Regions from separate parts of the Homo sapiens genome. Here region 1 is linked to region 2. Evidence: read pairs that join two places in POLR2A ChIA-PET (ENCODE). Cell type or tissue: MCF 10A. All regions are shown on one strand. Links, peaks and the distances in the headings refer to the core of each region. The heading gives the core; the rest is flanking DNA. Region 1 overlaps SLC8A1 (solute carrier family 8 member A1). Region 2 overlaps SLC8A1 (solute carrier family 8 member A1).

Region 1 (12,492 bases), core at 2,775-6,774, 87 kb after region 2:
AAAGCTCATCTCAACTAAGTTTTCCATTGCTCACAGTGAGGACTAGGGAAGAGGAATTGCTGCAAATCCATTTTCACAGGTGGGTAATCAACACAAGAAGCACTGTCAACTGATTGTGGGTGTGAAACCATCTACGCACTTGAAAGTTTTCATGTTATCATTACTATGTATCCACATACATTTGCCGAGCCTGACCGTTCCAGATCAGTCTTCTGAATGCTAGCTGCATATCAGAACCACATATGTATAGTTTCATAAATGTGACAATACTCAGGCCCTACCCTGAGACAAGTGGCACAAAGCATTCAGAAGTGGAAAGGATTCTCACCAGGAGAACCACTCTGAGAATCAATAGAAACAGAGATCCAGGTCAAAGAAAAATATTATCTTTCTTCCCTGGGAATCACCAGCATTTGCACAGACTTCTACAACTAGCTACATGACCCAGGGCAATTTCTTAAAGTGGGACACAGTGTGCTCTGAATGCAGACCTGACACTAAATTTATCATGGTTGGGTAGCTGCTGCCTTATGGAGAATGGCCTGTGGGACACTGAACTTACACATTAAACAGCTGAGCCAACGGATGTTTCAACTGCCAGGAAAATAACAGAATGGGGAGACCCTCTGTTCATTTGACACCAGTGCCAGCTTGGAGAAACAGCATTTCTTCTGCAGTTATTGAAAGAAAGTAACCCAGAAGTACCCACAGTCTTTTAGCTCTTAAAATATGGAGCCACTTTTTCTTTTCCAGCTTATTTCCAATGCAAACCTGATTCCAGGCTCAAGAGAAGTACAACGTGCCTTGGTCCCTTCTCCCTAGTCTTGGTCAGCTTCTTCAATTCCTCTTGCTGATCTGGCCTCCAGTTTGGCTGGCTTTTTAGAGGAGTCTCTCAGCACTACCAGCAGAGTCTTTTGACCTATGTTACTAACGCGTGTATCATATCTAGATCCACTCCTCACCATATGTCATGGTACTGTCTTGTTCCTGGTTATTGGTGGTATATTTGTTTTTCTACTGTATGTAGTTAAATTTTAAGTAACTTAAAGAATTACAATAGCAATACAATTTCATTATAAAAAGCAGAATATGTGGATAAACAGAAAGAAGAAAATAATATCCACTATCATACCATTAAGGTGACCCACTAACACAATTTTCAAATAAATTTCCTACGTACATATTTTATTTTTATAAAAATGCAATCATAGAATAGTCAATATGATTTTTAAAAGTCCCTTTTATGAAATAAAATATGTGAACATCTTTTTGTAAATAATTATTCATTTGAAACATTCTTTTAAAATGGCTGTATAGTATTTCCTTGTGATTTTCATAACCATCCCCATATTGATATTTAGCTTGTTTTGAATCTTCTGCTGTTATAAACTATGCTAGGATGACAGTTACAGCTCTTCTTCAACTGCTACTACCCAGTTTGATTGATAAATGACACACTTCCCTTGGCCTAGGAAGAAGCAACAGATTCTGATGTTTGCAAAATTTGTCAGTGTGGCTTATCAAGAAACAGACTCTATCTCTCTATTTATCTATCATCTATATATTTGACAAAACATTTTGAAAAATGACTTTTAAAAATGAAATAAGGAATGTAAAGTCACAAACAGCCCAGGGACCCAAATGAGAAAGCATCTGTCAGAGATTCATCAGTCAGGAGTACCTATTATTTTAACATTTTCATGGTCATATAAGAGGAAAGAACAGGTAAAACAGCCAAAGTATCACCTGATTCCCACTGATTTAGAACAGAACTGCAGAAATGTTGAAAGATTTTTTATTAGATTAAGCTTCCCAGCAAGAAATCTAGACAGCAATCTGCAGCTAGCAACATGCCTTCGGAAAACCAAATACGAGATTCACTGACACTGTTTTGTGAGGGCCTCCTCTACCCCTCGTCTCCCCTACCCCTCGTCTCCCCTTTTTCACATACCCCACACTAGGATCAGAGAAGTTTGGGGAAAAATCAACAGAAACAACACGCCAGGTAGATTATGGCCACTGCAACCTTGCTGCAGCTTAGGCTAGGCTCTTAGGATGACCTTCTCAAAATCCTTGAAGGAGAAGTTGGCTGAAGGAATTTTATGCAGGTCTGGAATGGTCTCGTCTCTAGAGGTCTAGATCCAAAAAATAAAAAGACTGCAATTTTTAATCTAACTCTTACCAGAATGAAAAACCATCTAAATGCTCCCTAGGGGCCTTAAATTGTTATGTTACCAAAAATGCTATGCTGTGGGAAATACTAATATTAAGTAAATAGCCCCTGTCATTTTTACCAAGGACATTTGGGGGAAAAAAAGTCACTGATGAATAAGTGAAACCATCTTAAGTTGCTGAAACTGACATAATGAAAACCACCATCTTTCTAAATTCCTTAGCCAATTAACTAAGGGAGGGGACCACCCCTCATATTGCCTTATGCCCAATTCCTGCCTCCAAAGAAAGAAAAAGTAAAAACTAAAAGGCAGAAATGAAATCCACAAGCAGACCGCCCGGCGCCACACCCTGGGCCTGGTCGTTAAAGATCGACCCCTGACCTAATCGGTTATTTTACCTATAGATTACAGACATTGTATAGAAAAGCACTGTGAAAATCCCTATCCTGTTTTGTTCTGATCTAATTAACAGTGCATGCAGCCCCCAGTCACGTACCCGCTGCTTGCTCAATCGATCACGACCCTCTCGCGTGCACCCCCTTAGAGTTGTGAGCCCTTAAAAGGGACAGGAATTGCTCACTCGGTGAGCTCGGCTCTTGAGACAGGAGTCTTGCCGATGCCCCCGGCCGAATAAACCCCTTCCTTCTTTAACTTGGTGTCTGAGGAGTTTTGTCTGCGGCTTGTCCTGCTACGTAACAACTTGTATCATTCATCACTACATTTATTTCCATTAACCTATCCTAGAACCAAAAGATCCTAGAACCGAAAGATGAGGGTACATAATTGAAGGGAAGACTCACCCAGGAAAGAAAAAGAAAAGGAGTCAGACTGGGCTATCTGAGAATTCACAAAGGAACTAGAAGCTGTGTAGTCAAAATGTTCCTGGCAACGTGGCAAATGTATTTCAAATCAAACCATGCATTCACTAGACTCTTCTTTTCTAATCTTTTGTTTTCTCTTGGCCTGAGTCAAAGTCCTTTGTAAAACTTTCATGGATCACATGAGGAGGAAAGGGGAGAAGGAGAAGCAGGCAGACAGGGAGGAAATGAGAGGGTGTTCCTGCTGGCAAACTCAGTGGGGAATGAACTACCTCCTTCAGAGGGAAAATGAGGTGGGAGGGACAGAGAGCCACGGAAAGAAAGGTACCAGTTCCCTTGCAAGATGGGGGTAGGAGAGGGCTCTTCTCAGAAAACTAGAAGAGATTTTGGTGATGATGTCAGAATTGGAGCATCTGCCTTCTAAGGACTTTGTCTGCCAACTGGCATAGGGAGCACTGCCCAGAGAGCCAGTTCTCCGTGTAATAAGCAAAGGCAGGAAATGGGCAGGGAGCAGTAAACTCAGTGGGAAAAGCCACATTTGAAAAACTTGGGAGAGAGGAGGAGAAAAAGGAAGCCACACAGAATTTTGGTGCCACGAGGAGGAGGACATCTGTATCTTGTATTTGCATGGTGTTTTACAGTTTAGAAAACACAGACACCATCATAGGTCACTGTGAGGTGGGCACATTTATTACTATTTTCCAGTTGCAGAAATCATCACCCAGAAATAAGGGAAAAACCTGATTGCAAGTCTTCTTATATGGGTCTGTTCTTTCTACTACATCTAAGACATTTCTCTGTGGCATGCCTGCACTTTGCAGTGTTATCTTCCAAACACCATCTACTTTCAGAACCCTACACTTCGGAGAAACTGTACTTGTACCATTCTTCAAACACGCTACAAGTTTTCCTGCCTCTATGTATTTGTTCATACTATTTCTTCCCCTTAAACTTCTTTACCCAACTTGGACTGTTAGAATGTTGCCCAAACCTTTCAAGGTCTAAATCTCCATGTTACCTGTTTTTCTTCTATGCTATTTTTTTTAACATGATTCTTTGTATTACAGATATTTACAAACATTTCTTCTCCCATACTAAATTTAACTTTGTATTCATTTTACTGCCTAGTAAAGCTCCTTGCATAGTAAGGAAACTAGTTTTGAATTAATAGGCCAGTCAAAAAAAAAAAAAAAAAAAAAAAGAAAGAAAAGAAAGCTTTGTGAGTTCTTAATATGTATTTTTTGTCACATTAAGTGAAAAAAAAAAAAAAGTTCCCCAAAGTCATGAAACCAAAGCAGATTCTATTTACATTTAGTGTAAGATTTTGCTAACTGAATACTATATCCCAAGTTTATGGGGAACTATCTATACTTACTTTTATATATTGATCTTACATTTTGGGTGTGTGGTTATGAGGTTAATTCATTAAAATGAGTAAAGGCTCTTAATGATTCTTTCTTGACTTTATGGGTCATGTGTCTAAGTACAGAAGTTAGTACACATAAAAAACTGTAATTGGGTACTAAAAAATACATATACAGATTGCCCCATATCTAATTTTCTAACTTTAAGTGTATAATTGTCAGAGGCATTTGAAGCAGAGCAACTCCATCCATGAATAAGGGCTGGGTAAAGTAAGGCTGAGACCTACAGAGCTGCATTCTCAAGTGGTGAGGCATTCTTAGTCACAGGACGCGATACAGGTCAAAGGCCTTGCTGGTGAAAGGATGTGGTAAAGAAGCTGGTCAAAACCCACCAAAACCAAGATGGTGGCGAAAGTGACTTCTGGTCTTCCTCACTGCTGATTATATGCTAATTATAATGTATTGGCATGCTAAAAGACACTCCCACCAGCACCATGACAGTTTACAAATGCCATGGCAACATCAGGAAGTTAACATGTATGGTCTAAACAGGGAGAACCCTCAGTTCCAAGAATTGCCCACCCCTTTGCCAAAAACTCAGGAATAATTCACCCCTTGGCATATGATTAAGAAGTAACTGTAAGTATAATCAGTTGAGCAGCCCATGCTGCTGCTCTGAGTAGAGAGTAGCCATTCTTTTATTCCTTTACTTTCTTAATAAACTTGCTTTCACTTTATGTATTTGCCCCGAATTCTTTCTTGCACAAGGTCCAAGAACCCTCTCTTGGGGTCTGGATTAGGACCCCTTTCCAGTAACACAACTGTAGGCTTTTATTGATTGAAACATAGGTGATAAACAGAACTTCAAATTTCCTTTGATTTTCTGTCATGGCCTGGATTAATCGCCACATTTTCCCTAATTATGGCCATCATCTTTTCCAGTGCAAAAGAAAAACTCTTCACCACGTCTTTCTGCAGAGTTTCCACCCAATCTTGTTTTCCATCACAGGAAAGTAAAAGGAAAGCTTGCAAGTGTCTGTAGTCATCATTCAACTACTCAACTTGACTAGACCATCATCACCTACTCCTTTAACTTTGTGCTCAGTAAACTGTCTCTCTCAGATGAAAGTCATTGCTATTAGCTACCAACACAATTGTGCCATTTGATTTTTTATTTGTGACTTACTGTTCCAGAGCTGATCCACAGTTAACGAAAATTAAAGCCACAAATTTTTCCCCTAATTAGACATTTGTGCCTTCCATAATGACACTTACATACAAATGACACTCAAATGTATAAGATGTAGGCTATATGCACAATACACATAACGAACACCACATGAAACAATTTTGGAATTTAAATTTAGATTAAATTGGTATTTAAAGTTAATCCTCATTGAATATGAAACATTAAAAAGGCAAGCTTAAAAATACCAAGCAATTTGGCATTATTCAGTACAGCATGTCAATTCACCTTATTCAAAAGCAAACCTTTTGCAAAGCAAAAATTCTCCCATTAAACCCAGGCATTAAGAAGAAATAAACTCTTAATTACTTAAGGAGGAAATGCTCTCGTTTCATGGTTAGCAGGTTATCAATGTAAACAATCCAGGGAGCTTTCTCAATGGCTCCTGTTTCAAGAGTCCCAGCCTCTATTCCCCATTCCCCATCCGCCACCCTCTTTCTACACAACAGGAGCTAATGTCTTTATGCGTACCAAAAAAGACACTACTGACCACAATGGGAGAGCTTAGGTATTTGCCCACACTTTCCCTGCAGGAGTAAATTCAGTAGAACCCTATAATTCTGAAACAGTCAAGTCATGGACCATCTGACTCATTAAATATTCCAGGCAGCCTTGTCAGTAGTCTGGAAGACCTTGCAGTTATAATTTCTTCCCTCTGTCATTCCTCTATTAATACTCAGCTAACTTGAATTTCAACATGAGCTTTAGACTAGCTGAAGAACATTTATTGTGCAAGATTCATAAGGTACAGAACCTATTCATAGAAAGCATTTTGGCATCCAAAATATGTGTAACTAATAATGAATAATAATAGCATTGTCTCCGAAGGCAAGAGCACAAAAATACAGCTATGAAGCAAAAATAAACTCCTGACAGTGCCATATGTACCCTAAAGGAAATAAGTAAAAAGCTTTTTTTCTGAATATTAGTTGTCACTATTTCATTTGATTATTTCAAAATGTAACTTTTCATTAACTTAGGTTTATCATGGATTTGCAGATACACTGGTATCTAATAGAGAATATTAACCTTAGACTATCAAGATAAAGCAAATCCATGAATTTCAGCATTTTTTTTTAAGACATATGGTCTCACTATGTTGACCAGGTTGGTTTTGAGATTCTGGGCTCAAGTGATCCTCTACCTCAGCCTCCAAAGTACTGAGGATTACAGGCTTCAGCCACTGCACCCAGCCTAGCATAATTCTCTATAGCTTTTACACTTGTCCAACTTTAATGGAAGAAAGGCTTCTTTGTACACAAATCTGACAACATATCTTTTTTTCTTTAGTTGTGTATGCCTATGATGGTCAAACTTTGGACTATTAACATTTTTATTCTCAGTTGCAAACACTAAGAACCATTCTACATTTCCTCTGTAATGCAACAATTTTGCTGATGCCTTCAGTAATTATGACAATACATTTTTTGCAATAGATATGGTAATTTGAAAAGAACACATTTAAATATATGGTTTTATGCAACAGCTATCAAATATGTAAAATTCAATATCCCAAGAGTTTGTGCATGTTGAGGAAAGAAATCCAAGAAATATTTAATTAAACTAATGAATCATCATTTTCTCACTGGTCTTCCATGTGCTGTATTTATTAAGAGAGAGAATATGGGCTCTAAAGACCATTGGTCTGACTTAGGGTGCCATTTCTCGCATTTTCATGATCTGAAAGTAAAACTAGAGCATTTCGGCAGTTTCAAGTTGGCACGAGTGCGTTGCTTCCTAGCTTGAAATGCATAATTAACCAGAAAGCTAGTTGTTGAGCAGTTAAACAGGCTGTCCAAAAAGGCCCCCATTGCTGTTCAAATGAATGCTGAAAAGTAGGGTGCCACAGTGATTTTTTTGTTTTATAGACAAGCTACATACAAGCAATTGACAAAGACTAATTTTCCTTTCTTTTCAAAGCCCATGAAAGCTTGTGGGTAATAGCAATTATTTCTATTTGTCAAATACTTGTATCCAGAAGTGGATTTATAATCCCACGAAAATTCTGTAATTTACTGAACCACTGAGCAGGTCCATGCTACTCCCCCTCCCCAGCCCCATAGGATGTAATTCATTTCAACAGAGGATTGGAGACAATGATGTAAATGAAGCAGTCCTCACAAGGCAGAAGGGGAAAAGTGTCAGGGGAACATACTTCTTAATTCCCATAAGAAATACCCCAATTACTGGACAGAGTGCCAAATTTCAGAACATAAATGAATCCCATTCTTATTACCGAGTGGAGAAGATGCTAGGGCAAGAATAGTGGCTTAGAGTTAGAAGGAGACATACACCTACAATTGCTAAAGCAATTTCTGCAAGAAAAATTTAAATAAATATGGGAAACATTATGGATCAAATCCAAGGAAGGTCTTAAATATATAGTGCTCAAGAAAAGTGCATGAATGTTTCCATACCTCAAATATGGTATTTTAAAAGAGCTTGCCTTTAAAATACAATGGATGTGTCATGATCTAACAGTTGTCCGCTTTTCCAGCACATCCGACTAACTAGAATTCTTGGGAGATCCCATGCCACAATTCATTTTCCAATTTCTAACAAAGACAATGCACTTCACATTTTTACTTTTGCATTCCAGCACTTACTTGCATGGTGGTTTATGGTTGGTTTGTGTGTGTTTCTTTTTTAGAAATGTTAGAATGGGAAAAATGAGGTAATTCTTCAACTGACTCAGTCTTTAATGATTTTAATGAGTTCCAGTGTTTATGCTTGAGCTAACAGGTGCCTTATTTTTTTCCTTGGCTATTCTTTCTTCCCTTGTCCTCCTATTCCGGGCAATCCATGCAACACTCCAGCTGTAAATTATTCTGATGGTATGAATAAGCTTTGACCTGAAATCAGGTTAGTAACTAACTGAAATCTAACTTACATTTCCATAAATTTGCTGTTTTGAAAATGATTAGCATGACTTTGAAAAATCTGTTAGCTGAATCTTCAAAGACTACTATAATCTTCACAAAATCATTTTATGTAATATGTCTTCCATCACTGTATTCTATACATACAACATCCTCTTTCTATAGCACTGAACTCCCAAATTGTTTCCACTAGTGGAAAAATGCAGTTAATATTGGATTCATTTGTTGTCAGTCACCTTTATAAAATATACACACATTCAAATGCACATGGACACAGGCTCCGCGTTTTAAATTCCGCATTTTCTCAAAAATTTAAACATATATGCCAAAGATTATGCAAAATATGATCTCCCTATAGAACATTTTCTTTTTGTTAGGCAGTGTAAAAATAATAGAATGTATCACTGTTCTTGGAGCTTTGTGGATTCCTAGACTTTGTAATTCTTCATGAATGCAGAGTTATTTTTCCAAGATGCTAGAAGATTCCCCAGGCCATTTTAATAGTTCTATTATTAAATATATAATAAACATGATTACTTATTTATTGTATAATGGATGTATAATAAATAAACGTCAGAAAATTTCAAAACTTCTAAATGGGTTATTGAGCTATCAAAGTCTGCAGCTTTTCACTATCAGACAAGTGAGGGTAGGAAAATGGGCCATCACACGATCTAAGGTGAAGGCTAAGGGCAGACGGTATATTAGTAAGCTAGAAGAGGGGAATATCTTCCCAGGTGGACTGATAAGATCAGTGTGGCAGAGCTGTGGGAACCCAAGGCCCTCTGTTACTCAAGGCTGTGTGTGCAGTGCTGAGAGGTCAGCCATGGAGGAAGCAACATGGTCCTGCATTTCGATCTAAGCCTACAATCTAACCATTGTCAGCTCACCCCATTTGTTTCACGTAAAAGCAATGCTCAGAGACATCTGCAGAGGGACCTAACTTCTCAAACTTGCCACTTTGGATTGAAACCGTATATGATATGCATTCCCCCTATCTACGTCACATGCATATACATAGCACAGTAACAAGGCAATCCTCTGTGTTGTGTTCTCAATTCCTTCTCCACAGTTTTTTTTACTTCATGATGACAATGCAAAGAGTGGACTGAGGACTAGGCTTACCAGGTTCTAGGCCCAGATCTGCCCCTTTCTAACTGTGTGATCTTAGTATGTCACTCAGCAGATTTGTGTGTGGGTGTGTGTGAGAGGGAGTCTCACTCTGTCATCCAGGCTGGAGTACAGTGGTGCGATCCCAGCTCACTGCAACCTCTGCCTCCTAGGTTCAACAGATTCTCCTGCTCAGCCTCCTGAGTATCTGGGATTACAGGTGCCCACCACCGGGCATGGCTAATTTTTCTATTTTTAGTAGAGACAGGGTTTCACCATGTTGGCCAGGCTGGTCTGGAACTCCTGACCTCCAGTGATCTGCCCGCCTCGGCCTCCCACAGTGCTGGGACTACAGGCATAAGCCACCACACCTGACCCACCAGATTCCTCATGGACTGGTTCCTTGTCTGTAAAAATGAGATGATTTATTAGATGCTATCTATACTTCCTTCACTTCTTCAAACGTCAGTGGTTTCTTTTTTATTGGTAGTTTTCTGTCTTCCTGCCTTTTGCCTGTGTCCATTTTTCCATTTTCATTTTATGAATTTTTAATCCTCCACCTCAGTGAACAGCCTTTCCTTCCACACCAACAGGTCCTCTGTCCTGAAAGAATATCACAGCTCTATATTGGAGCTCCCACAGCTCTTGGTGCACTGCATTTTGATTGCTGTGCTGCATAAACTGTCAATTTCTTTCCAAAAAGACATCCTCTATCTTGTTTACCCTTATGTCCCCAACTTCCTGGCACTTTGTGAATATTCAGTGAATATATTTTAAATACTTGACCTTCCTAACCTTTTCTTGGAAGGACCCTTCAGGTAAAGGAGATGGTCAAGAGGAGTTGCATTTGCTTTTCTGGCCAACTCTCTTTACAAGGAGCCAGCCTCCTGTTCAGTCTCTTCTGAGGTGACTTTTCTATCCTGTGGATCTTCACTGGTGACTGTAACTACTAACCAGTTTGCATTTATTCACTCACAAATGCAGGGACACACATATAACCGTGTTAGGCATCACAGAGCATATCCCATAAGTGATAAAGTCACAAATATGTTACCCCCATAACAAGTTAATAATCTTCCAGCATGCCAGAATGTCAGTTTAGCCACAGAAACAGCCCTATATATTCTTCTACAATCTCTAGTTTCTTTTCTACCCTTTCTTCCCTATCACACAACTCCTAATGTAGTTTGGGGCATCAAATATAGTTCAATACATTTTTATGCCAAAAGTTTCTTCGGAATTGAACCAGATACGCCTGATCTAAACTTATACCTTCAAAAGTCTTTATGTTGTTCTCTGTGAGATACACAGTTACTCAAATAATCCTCCCAGGCTTAACTTATCAACAGTTTGATAAATTAGCTTAGACTGTGGATATCCTCACTGCAGCACACCTCTGCAGATTCACACAAACAAAGGCCAATTTGGAAGCACTAAGTGAAGAGATTCTCTCCTGTTTCATTTTCTCCATTCTCCTCCTAAAACCACAGGAAATTTTGGCACTTTGGACATTCCTTTTACACAAGGGACACAGTAAAACATAATTCAACTGCTTGAATCTGGGTGAAGGGAGACAGCAATTAGGACAGCTTTGGAAAAATAAGAGAGTAACAAGTAGGTGGCCCAACTGTGGGAATTGAAACTACAATAACAGCTTCTAATGAACAAGTTTCTACACAGAGAAGCATGCCTTCACACACACAACAGTGGTAAAACAGCACGAAAGACCTGTATTTCGAAGGGGCACCAGTTAGATATTTAAAACTCACGAGTATGGTCAAGATTTAGTCATACAAATTTATTATCCCTTGCACTTGACTAATTCTGTTATGCTGAAAGATAGAGCATTTGAGCACATTTCAACTTAAGTATTGAATCCAAAGACACTGAAATAGAAAAAAAATATAGCCATAAGAACCATAGAAAAATGGAACAAAAGAAAGATAAGAGAAAAAAACAAAATTTTCTCGGTAACTGTAACTACATAGGAATGAAAAAAGTTGTAACTATACAGCGTTTTAAACAGTAGTCAATGATTATATGTAAATATTGTTTTTGACATTACAAATATACCAATTCAAGACAGACCTGTAAAGTGCTGCTTTTTCTGTAGTCATTTACATTTTGAGACAATGAGACAAGAATACAAGGTCCTTTTCTCAGAACAAATTTCCCTGCAATAGTCACATCGGTACAGCTTCTGGTATTCATGTAAAAGAACCTATTAGTTGACTAAAATACCCCTGTAAGTTCCCAATCATATTTTGTTACTAGGGTATATTCTAATTTTTTTCCTACGGGAAAAAACAAATCTGTACATTCAGGCTTCAGGAATATAGTTGGAGTAAAGAGAAAAATCAGGATTTCTGCCCTGCATTATGGCCAAAAGATAATGGATTCTTAGGCTCTTTGTCAAAAACTTCCTACTTTACAATTGTCCAGAGCAAGCTTCTGGACAGAAATAAATTTGAACCCCCAAAGATTCTTAAATTCACAAATAATCAGAAACATTCACACATAACACCACATCAGAGCTTCCATTTATCAAGAGCAGGTATGCAGTCATTCCTTGAGAATACTCTAATTCTTACAGCCCAAACTGCATCTACTGTATAGCTTGCTGAATAGAAAAAGTGTTGGAGGTGGTGGCATATAATGAGGCTGGAGAGTGGAAAGGAATAAGAGCAATAGCATGCTCAAGGTTTTGGAGTTGATTACAGTAGAAATCATCTTGCTCAAAATATAGTGGGATTTATGCATTCCAGTGCCACATCATCCACCATTATCCATCTAAAACACAGAAAAGGCAGTGAGAATGTAGTCATTCATGTGTGGTCCCCTTGATCCTGCTTTGCCTTCAATTTCATTACTGTCTGCCAACCAACCAATTAATCTGAAAAC
Region 2 (12,492 bases), core at 3,259-7,258:
ACCCAAGTAGTTGGGTTAACCCAGTGAGACATGAAAAACTGCCCAGAACACAAGCAAGAAACAGGTCATAATTGAGAATTGAGGAAAGAAAGTGCAAGACAAAGGTGTTCAGATACACAGTTAAGATCTGAGTCCTGGGTCAGGACAGAATCAATTAAGAGAGAAAGAACAGTGGGTGAGAAGAGGTCAGTGGCCAGGGATGTACACCAAGCAGCCAAGGATCTGTAGTACTCGGGTCTGTAGCAGCTGCCCTGACTCAGGCCATGTGACTTCAGAGTTCTCTGTCACAGAAGCATAGAATATTTGCACTGGAGAAAAATTTAGAGCTATATTCTTTAGCACCATGGTTTTGAAGATGAACAATCTGAGCTCTAGAGGGGCTAAGAGACCTCCCCTCAAGCTCACCAACCTTAGTGATCACTTCCTTCATCTCCCTCCACTCAGTAGAATACATTTTCCACAATAGCTCACTGCCATGGGACCACGGCATGGGATCCCAACAGATGGATCTGGTCATATGTTAGTGCCAAAATGCAGTTTAGCAACCATTTACTCACATACCCTTATACTATGTGACAATCAGCAGAAGGTCTTAGATATTTTTATATTAGCTTAAAAGAAAAGTTTGATGTTCTTTGACCTAATTTTTATTGGTTTAATTGTCTAAATACCTGGAGTTCCTTTACATTTTAAATAAATTTAATAGTATCAATCTATAGGTTTAGAAACTGAGAGAAATAATTTTTATTGGTTAATTGTCTAAACACCTGGGGTTCCTTTACATTTTAAGTACATTAATAGATTAGTATCAATCTATAGGTTTAAGAACTGAAAGAAATGAATGAGGTCCCCAACACGTCAGTCAATGGGAATTAGAACAGTGATGCCCAAAATATGCACATAAATATCACGTGATGACCACTAAAAAACACTTGGTGTTCAACAGAATTGTAAAATTAGTAGGTCAAAAGGAATGACTCCAAAACCCTTCATCATTTAACATTCAAAGCTGTAACTTTTAAATCAGTTTCTTCTAGCATCATTGTATAGAAAAAAATCATTTTTTCTTCAGAAAAAAAATTAAAAATAAATAAATTTTAAAAATAGCCTTCAGATTAGTCAAAAAATTTTGATGCATTCATATGAGAAAATCGAAGGCATTAATATGGCGGTATGATGTATGTCTACTGAACTCAAAAGTTTAGTAACATGTTGAGTGAAATAAAAACTATAGAAGAACATTTAAAATTTGATGTCTTTATATATCTTACAAGTGTGTTTATTTATATTTGTGTGTATATACAAAGAATATATCTGGAAGGACATCCATAAAGTATTGACAATTGTATCCCCAAGTAGTGGAATTATATAAGGATTTAGTTTCTATAATTTTTTGTTGTTTTGTTCTCTTTATCTTCTATTTTTTTTTCTGGAATGAACATGGATTACTTGCATAATTAAAATATTAAAAATAGACTTTGTTTTGAATATTGTGTTTGCAAGACTGGTTCATTATCAGTTTCTACAACAAATATCATTTTAGAATCGATAACAAAAATAAAAGCAAGTTGTCCTTATCATCTCCACAAACTCAGAAAATAGTTCTACATCAAATATAAACCAGTACAAAGAGGCACTTGTGAAAGGAAACAAATGTTTGGGGACTTGACCTACTCCCCTTCCCTCCTCCCTTGCGTCTCAAAGAGGTACAGCTCATTCTCACTCCTTTTGATTTATTAAATCACCATCTTCTCCCTAGGCTAGACAAAAAATTCATGGTTAGGATTTACCCTCAAGCTTCAGGCTGACTACATTGTATTTGAAACAAGCAAGTCATCTCTGTCTTGTTGCAAAGTTTACAGGAACATCACCTCAATAAGCACACTTGCTGAGCTTATTGTTATCCACCTTTACCTCATAGGAAAGCCCTACTAGTAATGGACTTTGAATCACCTTCTTTGTTTATTCATGAAGTTGAAAGCTACAATAGATCATGATTATTTTCCAATAAAACAAACTACCAGGGTCATCGTGATGCGCAACTGTGAGGGGTACTATTTTCATCATAGGTTATATTAATGGTGCCACTTTGCTCATCACACATCTGCTAACAGTGGTCCAGGAAACTTCATCCTGTAACATTTTAATCAAATTCTGCTTTTCTATTCAGTATTTGACTCTGAAGGGCATTTTCTCCACAAATTATAAAAGTATAAAGGGTTTTAGATAAGTACAAGTATAAATATAAATAAAATATACAGGTATAAATATGTATATGGAAGCAAATTTTTCTATATATCCTGTATATTTCATAAGTTTCTATAAGGATGGACTTCTGATTCTAAACCAATGGGTCACATACATTGGAAAATACAAGATAAGATTGCATACCAAGTTAATCACATAAATAGAAGCAGAAGTTCCTACTTTTAGATTTGGAACCATGGTGTGCCAGATATAATGCCAAACTTTATCAACTGTAGAAAACTATAGATTAGTTTTAAATTGTATATTCTTTTCACAGTTACTCCCATGTTCTAGAGATCGATTGTTCCAGTTTTTTAACAGCTTTATTTGATGTATCACTGACATATAATAAACTGAACATAAAGTGTTCAATGCGATAAATCTAATGGGTTTTGAAATACATACACACATATGTATATGTGTGTATAAAATATATGTATACATATGCTGCATATACTACGTATATACACACACACACATATATATGTACCTTTGCCATAATCAAGGTAATAAACGTATCCATTACCCCCCAAAGTTCTCTTCTCTAGCTATTCCCTCTCCAAGTAATCAATAATTTTATTGTCACTGTGGATTAGTATGAATCTCCAATAATTTTACACAAATAGAATAATCCATTATGTACTTTGGGGAGGGGAAGGAGGAGAGTCAGGCTTTCACTCAGCCTAATTATTTTAAGAGTCATCCATGTTGTGTGATATATAAATAGTTCATTCCTTTTTATTGCTGAGTAGTATTGCTGTGTATGGAAATGGTATAATTTGATTACTTATTCACTTGCTAATAGATATCTAGGTTGTTTTGAGTTGTACAAGTCTTTGTATAGCTATATGCTTTCTTTTCTGTTGGGTAGATACCAAGGTGTAGAATGGCTGGATTATATGATAAGTGTATGTTTAACTTTTAAAAAAACGGTCTCCTAAGGTAGTCGTACCATTTTACATTCCAACCAGCAGTGTAGTTGAGTTTGGGTTCCTCCATGTATTTATAAATATTTGGTGTGGTCAATTTTTTTTTAATGAGACAGGTTCTTCCTATATTGCCCAGACTGGTCTTGAACTGCTGGGTTCAAGCGAACCTCCCACCTCGGCCTCCCAAAATGTTGGGATTACAGGCGTGAGTCACAGTACCTGGATATGGTCAATTTTTAATTGTAGCTACTCTATTCAGTGTGCATTACTATTTCATTGGGGTTAATTTACATTTCCCTAGTGAGTAAATGATGTTGAGCATATTTCCATGTGCTTATTTGTTAACATATATTTTCTTTAGTGAAATATCTGCTCAAATATTTGACCAATTTTTTGCTGTGTTTTCTTAATTGTTAAATTTTGAGCATTAATTAAATATTCTGATATAAATATTTTGTTAGATATACTATTTGCCAGTATTTTCTTTCAGTCTAGCCTGTCTTTTCCTTCACTGAACAACATATTTCAGAGTAAAAGGTTTAAATGTTATCAATTTTTAAAAATAGATAATGTTTTGGATAAAGAATCTAGGAAATCTTTGCCTAACCTAAGTTCTCAAAGACTTTCTTCACCGTTTTTTGAAAAAAATATAATTGAGGTTTTTTATTAGGTTTCAGATACATTTGGAATTTGTGCATATAGTGTGAAGTAATAGATCAAAATTCATTTTTTATTTGCTGCATATACAATATTTCGGGAAGCATTTGTTCTGCACAGAATTGCCTTGTATTTTTGTTAGAATAACAACAACAACAAAATCCAAAACCAGTTTATTCATATATGTGTGGATCTATTTCCATAGTTTATTCCATTCTAATCACTTATTTCTATTTTTATGCCACTACCACACTAGCTTGGTACCTGAAACAATAAAATAAATCTTGAAATCAAGTAGTGTTATCCTTTTGTTCTTTTTTTCCAGTGGTATTTTAGCTATTTTAGGTCCTCTGTATTTATACATGAACTTTAGAAAAAGCTTGAAAAATTTACACCAAAAAAAAAATGCTTATTGGGATTTTCACTGGAATTACATTGAATCTCTAGATCAATTTGGGAAGAACGATTATCTTAAAAATATGATGTTTTCTGACCTGTGAAAGGCATATCTGTCTATTTATTTAGGTTTTCTTTAATTACTCTCAGGAATGTTTTTAATTTTCAGTGTACAAGTCTTGCCCATCTTTTGGTCAGATTTATCCCCAAGTATTTTATATTTTTGATGACATTGTAAATGGTACTGTTTTTCTAATATCAGTTTGCATTTGTTTCTCGTATTTAGAAATACAATTAATTTCTGCATATTAATCTTGTACCCTGCAAACTTGTTAAACTCCCTTACTAGTTTTAGTGGTTTTACAGATTTTTATCAGATTTTTATATAAATAATCATGTTGTCTACGAATACAGAGGTTCATTTCTGTCTTTCCAATCTGGATGTAATTTTTTTTCTTGCTTTATTGCACTGGCTAGCACCTCCAGTACAACGTTGAATAAAAGTGGTGAGAGCCAAGACATCCTTGCTTTATTCCCAATATTAGGAGAGAAGCATTCAGTCTTTCATTGTTAAGTATGATGTTAATTTTAGTTTTTTCATGTATGTCCTTTATTAGGTTGAAGAAGTTCCCACTATTCCTAATATTTCTGAGGGTTCTTAACATCAGGGACAGATGTTGGGTTTAGTTGATTGCCTTTTCAATATCTATTGAGATGATCATATGTTTTCCCTTTTCTAGTTCGTCAGTATGGTGGTTATCAATACAGTAATATGGTTAACATTTTATTATTATTAATGCTGAATTGCAAAACGTAATTTCTAGAAAAATGGAAGGTTAGTCACAGTTGTGCCTCAATGATACTAGATTAGAGTGAGTAAGGTAAATAACCATTTTCTTTCCTAAGAATTTTTTTTTTTTTTTTTGGAATTTCAGTTGGCTATCCCTGTTACAACTGCTTTTGTATCTATATTTGCTACATCCAACTGGGTTAGTATTGAACTAGCGTTTAAAAAGGGAAAAAGAACAGTGAATTTTAAAGTTGGTATGTAACTTAAAATGTGACCCCAAATCATGATCCCTGCTTGAAGAATTGGTCAAAATAAATAAAAATGGATCACATGCTCTTTAATGTCACTGTCTTGTCTGAAATCAAACCTTCAGGAATATTTATCTGAAGTCTTTTCATGTAGCTAAAGTGCAATCATCTTGGAGACTTATTTTCCAGTAACATGTCCCAGAGATAGAAATTTATCTAAATGTTATCTAAGTTCTTTATAGCCTTTGGCACATGGTGATAATGTATTAAGAAACAAAAGGGGGAAAATACTCAAAAGCTTCTTGCAATGAGAACATTTGTCACTGGTATGTGTCATGAAACGGACCTGGGCATGCAACCAAGTTAAGTAATTACACTGGTCTCAGGCCAATTTAAATTGTGTGCTATAGACCTTCTATGTAGAAAATAGTCCATAGGTTCTGCATACAAGCATCACATGCAAAAAAACGTGATATGAAAGTCTTTTGTTCCCCAAGAAGGACCTGAATGTCTGTCTGTCGACAAGACAACCTCTGTGGGTACCTCACTGACATAGTATACATGGTGAAAAAGAAAGTGTCAATTGGTTGTGATCATGATCAGTAAAAACCTATTTGGTTTATAAGCCTGGATCCAATCACACTGATATCATTCTGGACTCAACTGTCCTTTGTGGTTCAAGGACATAAGAAAACTGAAGAGAAGGCTTGCAACTTGGATGTTGAAAAGAAATTTATTGAAAGGAACACCACTTGAATAACTTTTACTACCTCCAAAAAGCAGTATGTTCTCTCTACTGGAAAAGACCTAAATACACTCAAAAAGCTTACTGGAGGATTTTTTCCTATTAATTTGAACGTCGTATAGGAACACAAAATTTGGTTAAATATTTGATAGATAAGTTTGGTATTAAAAAGTCCACTTGGTTCATTATAAATATTAAAATTAGGAACATGTGTTCTTTGTTTAAGCCTGATAAAGCTTTAGCTGAGATCATGAGTTTTCATAAAACAACTTTTCACAACACAATAATGTATTAGGTCAGGGTCTACTGCCCTCCTGCAGATTTTGCCTGATAGTATTTTCATACAAACCTCATCACTCCTGCTTTTTCTCAGATCTTCTCTGAGCTTATTTCCTAATGCAAATCTTGATTTATATCAGGGCCCTAACGTGGCTGTCCAAAATACCTCCCTCCCCCAATTTGTGTTTTATCTCAATACATTACCCAGTGGTGGCCCAGCATCTCAGAGTGCCCAACATGTAATCTTAGTCTCATAGGGATAAAGGAAAGCAACCATACCTCAGGGCATTCATCATCCCTGAAAGTCCCTCTCCCTGTCTTACCATGCTTTATGTCATCATCTGGCTCATTTATTTATTTATAAATAGCCCTCCACTCAAATAACACTCCTGAAGGGTGGGGAATTTTTCTACTTTGTTCACTCATACGGAGTAAGTGCTCAAAAATTGTGTTAAACTAATAGCATTCAGTTTTAGTAGGATTAGTTGCATTAAAAATACATCTCCTAGAATTAAGATTGCATAATATGTTACTGAATAGTTCGGCTTCTTTGAAGGTATCCTTGGCAGAGACAAGGTTAGTTCTCCCTGACTCAAGCAGAGATACTGTTTTCTCAATTCTCTTGTTCGACTAACTCCTCTCTGTTATTTATTACTGGAGACAGACAGTATCCATCACTTCTCAGATTGATGCAAGGCAGTGGTAATAAAATAAGCTACATACATCATGTAATCATATTGGTTTTATGAATCATATTTTTCTGAATTAGGGAAAATAGTTGTTTTGGTTTAAGCTGGAGAAAAATTCTGACTCATGTCAACAAATCACTGACAAGGCAAGCACTGATAAAAATAAAAAGCTTAAAGCAAGTTTTATTAGAGAAAACTTGCAACAACTCTACACAAACATTGATTAATTATAGGCTCACTTGGTCTTCTTTAAAATGAAAATACTTTTAAAGACATGACTGTATGTCAACAACTAAAGAACAGGATATATAACTAGAAAAATAGGAATATTTATTTAAAATGTTATACTGCATTGTGCTTTTTTTTAAAGATAAAAGCTATTTAAAAATGAAGCAAGCTCAATTTGTAATTAGGACACACAATTCCTCAAACTCTGTAAGTCTATTACCTTAAGTTGCCCTTACTTAAAAAATTTATTCTTATCTGAAAATTATGGCAATGTTTAAAATGTTTAAAGAAAACAGTAAATTTGTGTTATGTCCCCAATTTTTGAAATTTACATTTTATTTTCATCATACTGAAAACCTGATGCTGACCTTGGCTTCACTCCTCGAGGTGGTATGTAGAGTTCTGTGAGGTCATTGCTGTGGATATTCAGCATGCACTAACAGTGCAGATTTCCTGGTGGGTCAGGGCTGAGAGGATTGGAGAGCAACACTGAAGTGTATAACAAGAGACCAGTGCAAGCTTTGATTTGAAAGAAGGCACTAAATATGGATTCACGGCAACAAGTACTATCACATGGAACACTTAATTATTTTTCTTTCTCTCTTTACATCTTAAGCAGGCAAAGTCAACTTGCTGGAACTGGGCTAAGTTTGGGAGTGGTAAAAACAAAAAGTCATAATCATCCAGTGATTTTTAAAATTCTGGTGTGCGTCAGAATTTCCTAGAGGAATGGTTCAAAATATGATTATCTGAGCCTCATCTCAAAACTACCTAATTAGAGCCTCTCCTGAAAGAGGCTGGGCATCTGTCTTTTAAAAACCTCATTCCAGGATATTGTTCTACTTAACACTATTCAAGAGCTGTTAGTTTTGACTCACACTTACTATGTACCAAGGATCATACTAAATCACTTCAATGTACTACATTAACTAATGATCCTACAATTCTAGGATTTTGGTATTATTTTTATATCTATTTTACAGAAAAGAAAAAAAAACTTTATAACATTTCCAAAGCCATGTGACCAGTAAGTGATGAAACCAGAATCACCTGACTTCAAATCACACACTTAACTCTTATACAAACTGCCTCCAACCATATGGAGTATAGTGCCCCCTATAAATGTAGACCGTTGCTGTCTAAGTAGAACCTAGAGATATTTTACAAAATTCAGTCCCAAAATAGTGCTACTATTTTTATTTACTAACTGCAATTGATGAGGAAAGTATATGCATTGAAATTCAGTCTTTAGGACTCCGGAAGTTACACAAGGCTCTATCAGACGAAAGCCTACCAGCTATATCAAGTGCCTACTGTGTGCAACGCTTAGGAAAGTTATTCTCTGGAAGTTGTTCTTTTTTTTCCCTCAACTTTTCAATACAATGTTTGAGGGTAAAATTGCTATCTGGGGCAAAGAATTTCTGCAGATGTTACTGTTACTAGAATGTGAACAATGATTCTATGGATTTGCCACTGCTATAAATACACCAACTGGAAAGCTTTCAACTCCCAGGAAACAGGATTTGGAAAGTGAGACAGGAATACCCAGCTGAGAAGGTAATTTAGGTAGACACAATGAGAAAGCCTTAATTCCTGGCATATTTCTGTTAACAGGCAGTGTGGGAATGGCTTTATTTCACCTCTGAGAGAAATCCAAGCGATGGATTGTTTTATGAGATGCGTGTGATCACAATGAGAATTTCCAGTTTCCTAAATAGAACACTTAACAAGTGTTCGTGAAGCTTCCAGCAGGTCACACCATTTTAAATGCAGCACACATAGCTCAACACTGACTCTCTTTAATTTTGCTTTCTTTCACTATTCTTGGAGGTACAGGACTAAGGAACCCACTATGCCTCACTTAATATCATCAGGGTTTTTAGTCTTCTCACTGGTTTTCTGAAGCATGGATTTTTGCAGTTCCTAGTCAATTAATTCTTGGAGCTTCCTTTGTCACCTGGTTGATCCAGCTTTGGTAGCACTGAATTTCTCTCTAGACCATGTGTTCTTTATCAGAGACGTTCAAAACACGTTTTCTGAACAAATGATTAAGTGAATGAAAGAGTAGATGCCTCACTAAGCAGCACATCTCATACTCCCATATATTATATATGAGCAGTTCCGCCTGTCACAAAGCTCCTCCTTATGTTAGGCATGACAGTAACACGAAGTCTTCATTTGACTTTCCTCCATTAGCCATCATTCTGCCTTTGGAGAGCTCTGCAAACAATTCTTCCCCAGGACAACCATTTTAGTAGCTGAAAGAAGTTATTATGAACTCCCAAGTCCTAATTATTCTTCCACTTTCTTATCAATTTCTTAAATAATATGACCTCTAGATATATCACAATTTTGCTCCTCCTTCTGTGGAGAGAGCTTACCAATGTCGTTATTAAAAAGTGGCACTAAAAACTGAACACAATATTGCTGATGTGAACAAGTGGATGGTTCTGCATCTTAAATGGGGATTATGGCACCTCCCTTTTAAAGCTGTTACATGGAAATAGAATGATGGTCAAATGCCAAGGGCACAACAATTTAAGAGATGGGACTCAATAAATATTGGTATTTGTCTCATGTCATCATTATCATCATTACCATCACCATCATCTTCATATTACCTAAGTCTCTCACAGCCTGTATAGTTGCAGGTGTTTTTTATTTAATGTAAGTGCCACATACTACATTTGTAAATACACATACATTGTTTTTCCCTTTCAGAAAAATTTCAATACTTATTCTTTTTTTTCAATGCAAAAATAAACATCCGATGTTTTCATTAAAATATAGATTAAATATTAGCCAGGGAACAGGGGTCAACCTTGTCCTCCAACATGACATTATTCTCCAAACCATTATGTCCACTGCCCTTAGTTGCTGGTACAGTTTACCTGGCATTAGCTGATGGACTTCTGAAAATATAATTTACTTTTAATGAGTTGTGTGTGTTTCATGTTGTGGATAACCCTAAACAAATAAATGTAAAACTACAATTTGATGTCCAAAAATAAGGAAGAATGGGATTTGCCTAAAATCAGACGTTTATTAAATAACAAGGAAATAGCTTTCAGCTATATTAGGTATCTTAAAACTCTTAACATTGTTTTGAATTCACTTTGATGCGTGTCTCACTGTTAAGAAAAGTGTTAAGACAAGTGAAGAATGGTTTGATGTTAAATGGATCATGGAACACAGGAGATCATATTTAAAAGGGAGGTTTTCCTCCATTTTCAATATTTCCTAAACTTAATCTCTTAAGAGTCTTCTCAAAAGAACAATTTATGAACTCTTTAATGGAAATGCATTAAAATAAAATGTGGCCGACCTCTTCTTTCCTTGTAGCCTCAGAACACTCTATCAGTCACTACTCAGAACAAATTAGCCAATTTGGCTGTGAGTTACCCACAGTTTTTATCCCTTCACTCCAATAGCCTGGATCCCTGGACTGCCCACTCTAACCATGCAGGCGGGGGATTGTGTGTGAGAAGGAGCCATGCAAGCCACAGGGAAGAGGCTGTAAACTCCCTGAATTGGGAGCTAAAAACCCTTTGTTCGATTTGGCTCTGTATATTTTTCAAGATCATACATCTACTTATGATGCCAATGAATCAATTTCCTCATCTACAAATTAAAGGGGATATGAGACATCTTTATTTGCAAAGTCTTTCTGTCGTACAAATCCAACAGCTGTATATTTTCCTTTTCACATAATGACTTTAGCATCTCATGGACAAACATCTGTTAAGGAATGTAATTGTTTTTTCTGAAATCTCGGTGTATGGTTTGCACAAGTAAATTAAGACATTTATAACCAGTATAACCATGTATATCATTTCTAACTGGGATTATATTTTTCAGAAAAGAAACTAAACCTCAAGATTTGCATGCTAAGGCAGACAGTGATCTATAAACAGACCCGAAGGCTCTCAGTAACGCATGGGGTCTGTGGGTCCTTACTATCTGTATTAGTCTGTTCTCATGCTACTAATAAAGACATACCCGAGACTGGGTAATTTACAAAGAAAAGAGGTTTAATTGACTCACAGTTCTGCAGGGCTGTGGAGGCCTTAGGAAACTTATAATCATGGCAGAAAGGGACGCAAATACATCCTTCTTCACATGGTGGCATAAAGGAGAAGTGCCGAGTAAAAGCGGGAAAAGCCCCTTATAAAACCATCAGATCTTGTGAGAACTCACTATCACAAGAACAGCATGGAGGTAGCCACCCCCATGATTCAATTACCTCCCACTGAGTCCCTCCCATGACACGTGGGGACTATGGGAACTACAATTCAAGATAAGATTTGGGTGGGAACACAACCAAGCCGTATCACCATCCATGTAACAAATCACCTGAGATACTAGTATGTAAAGTATTTTCCACTCATTTAATCAATTCACAAGCATTTATTAAACCTCTACTGTCTGATTCAACTAAGAAATTCTGCTGTCACTCATTAGTCAACTTAGGGTATGCTGGTGAATCTCTAAGCAAATGGAAAGGCCTATGATGACTCTCACTAGAATTGACATAGCAATTATTCACAAAGTTCACATATTTTTAGCAGTAAGTCAGTTTCTTTGACCTTTTTTACCCATATTATACTGCACTGGATGAGCTTAAGAAAAGATTATATCAGTAATAATTTTAGGAAGGCTGCTGTGTGGTTTTGCATAGTAAGAAACGAGTTTTCCAGGTATCCCTGGGTTCATCAGCTAAACTTCTTGAATCAGAAAACTAATTTATTAACCTTTCTTTTTTTCATTCCATGGAACCACCCCAATATCTTCAACTCAGTAGGTAATCCATATATAATTTTTGAAGGAAAAGGACACCATAATTTTCTCACATTTAATGCCTTCACAAGCTGGGCAGTGTGGTTCACACCTGTAATCCCAGTGCTTTGGGAGGCCATGGTAGGAGGATTGCTTGAGGCCAGGAGTTCAAGGCCAGCTGGGCTACATAGAGAGACCTCATCTCTACAAAAGGTTAAAAAAAAAAAAAAAAAAAAAAAAATTAGATGGGCATGGTGGTGCACACCTTTAGTACCAGCAAGTCAGGAGTCCGAGGCAGGAGGGTCACTTGAGCTCAGGAGTCTGATGCTGCAGGGAGCTGTGATGACATCACTGCATTTCAGCCTGGGTGACAGACCAAGACCCTATCTCTAAAAATAATGATAATGATAATAACAAAAATAATAATGCCTTCACAAGTATCTATAAAACCAAGTTTGAACACTACCAATTTAATAAGAAATAAGATGATTATAATAAATGCCACTTA

The links. Peaks named below come from ENCODE experiments on the same cell type or tissue, not always from the same donor. Only the 100,000 strongest peaks of a DNase experiment are listed, where the experiment ranks them.
Region 1: POLR2A ChIA-PET joins it to region 2 with 5 read pairs; 2 of 35 experiments call an interaction of 5 or more read pairs at or near these places.

What each region holds. Positions count from the first base shown.
Region 1 is chr2:40,397,398-40,409,889 of GRCh38, forward strand. The region is part of intron 2 of SLC8A1 (solute carrier family 8 member A1); the gene reads right to left. It also overlaps the pseudogene LOC124905995. Among named protein-coding and RNA genes, the nearest start is that of SLC8A1, 48 kb to the right of the region's middle. RefSeq lists an enhancer at 4,532-4,826. In MCF 10A, for the core only: no CTCF peak of the experiment used is centred there; DNase peaks (open chromatin) are centred at 4,674 and 6,254.
Region 2 is chr2:40,310,302-40,322,793 of GRCh38, forward strand. All of the region lies in intron 2 of SLC8A1 (solute carrier family 8 member A1), which reads right to left. Among named protein-coding and RNA genes, the nearest start is that of SLC8A1, 140 kb to the right of the region's middle. RefSeq lists an enhancer at 8,525-9,026. In MCF 10A, for the core only: no CTCF peak of the experiment used is centred there; DNase peaks (open chromatin) are centred at 5,610 and 6,900.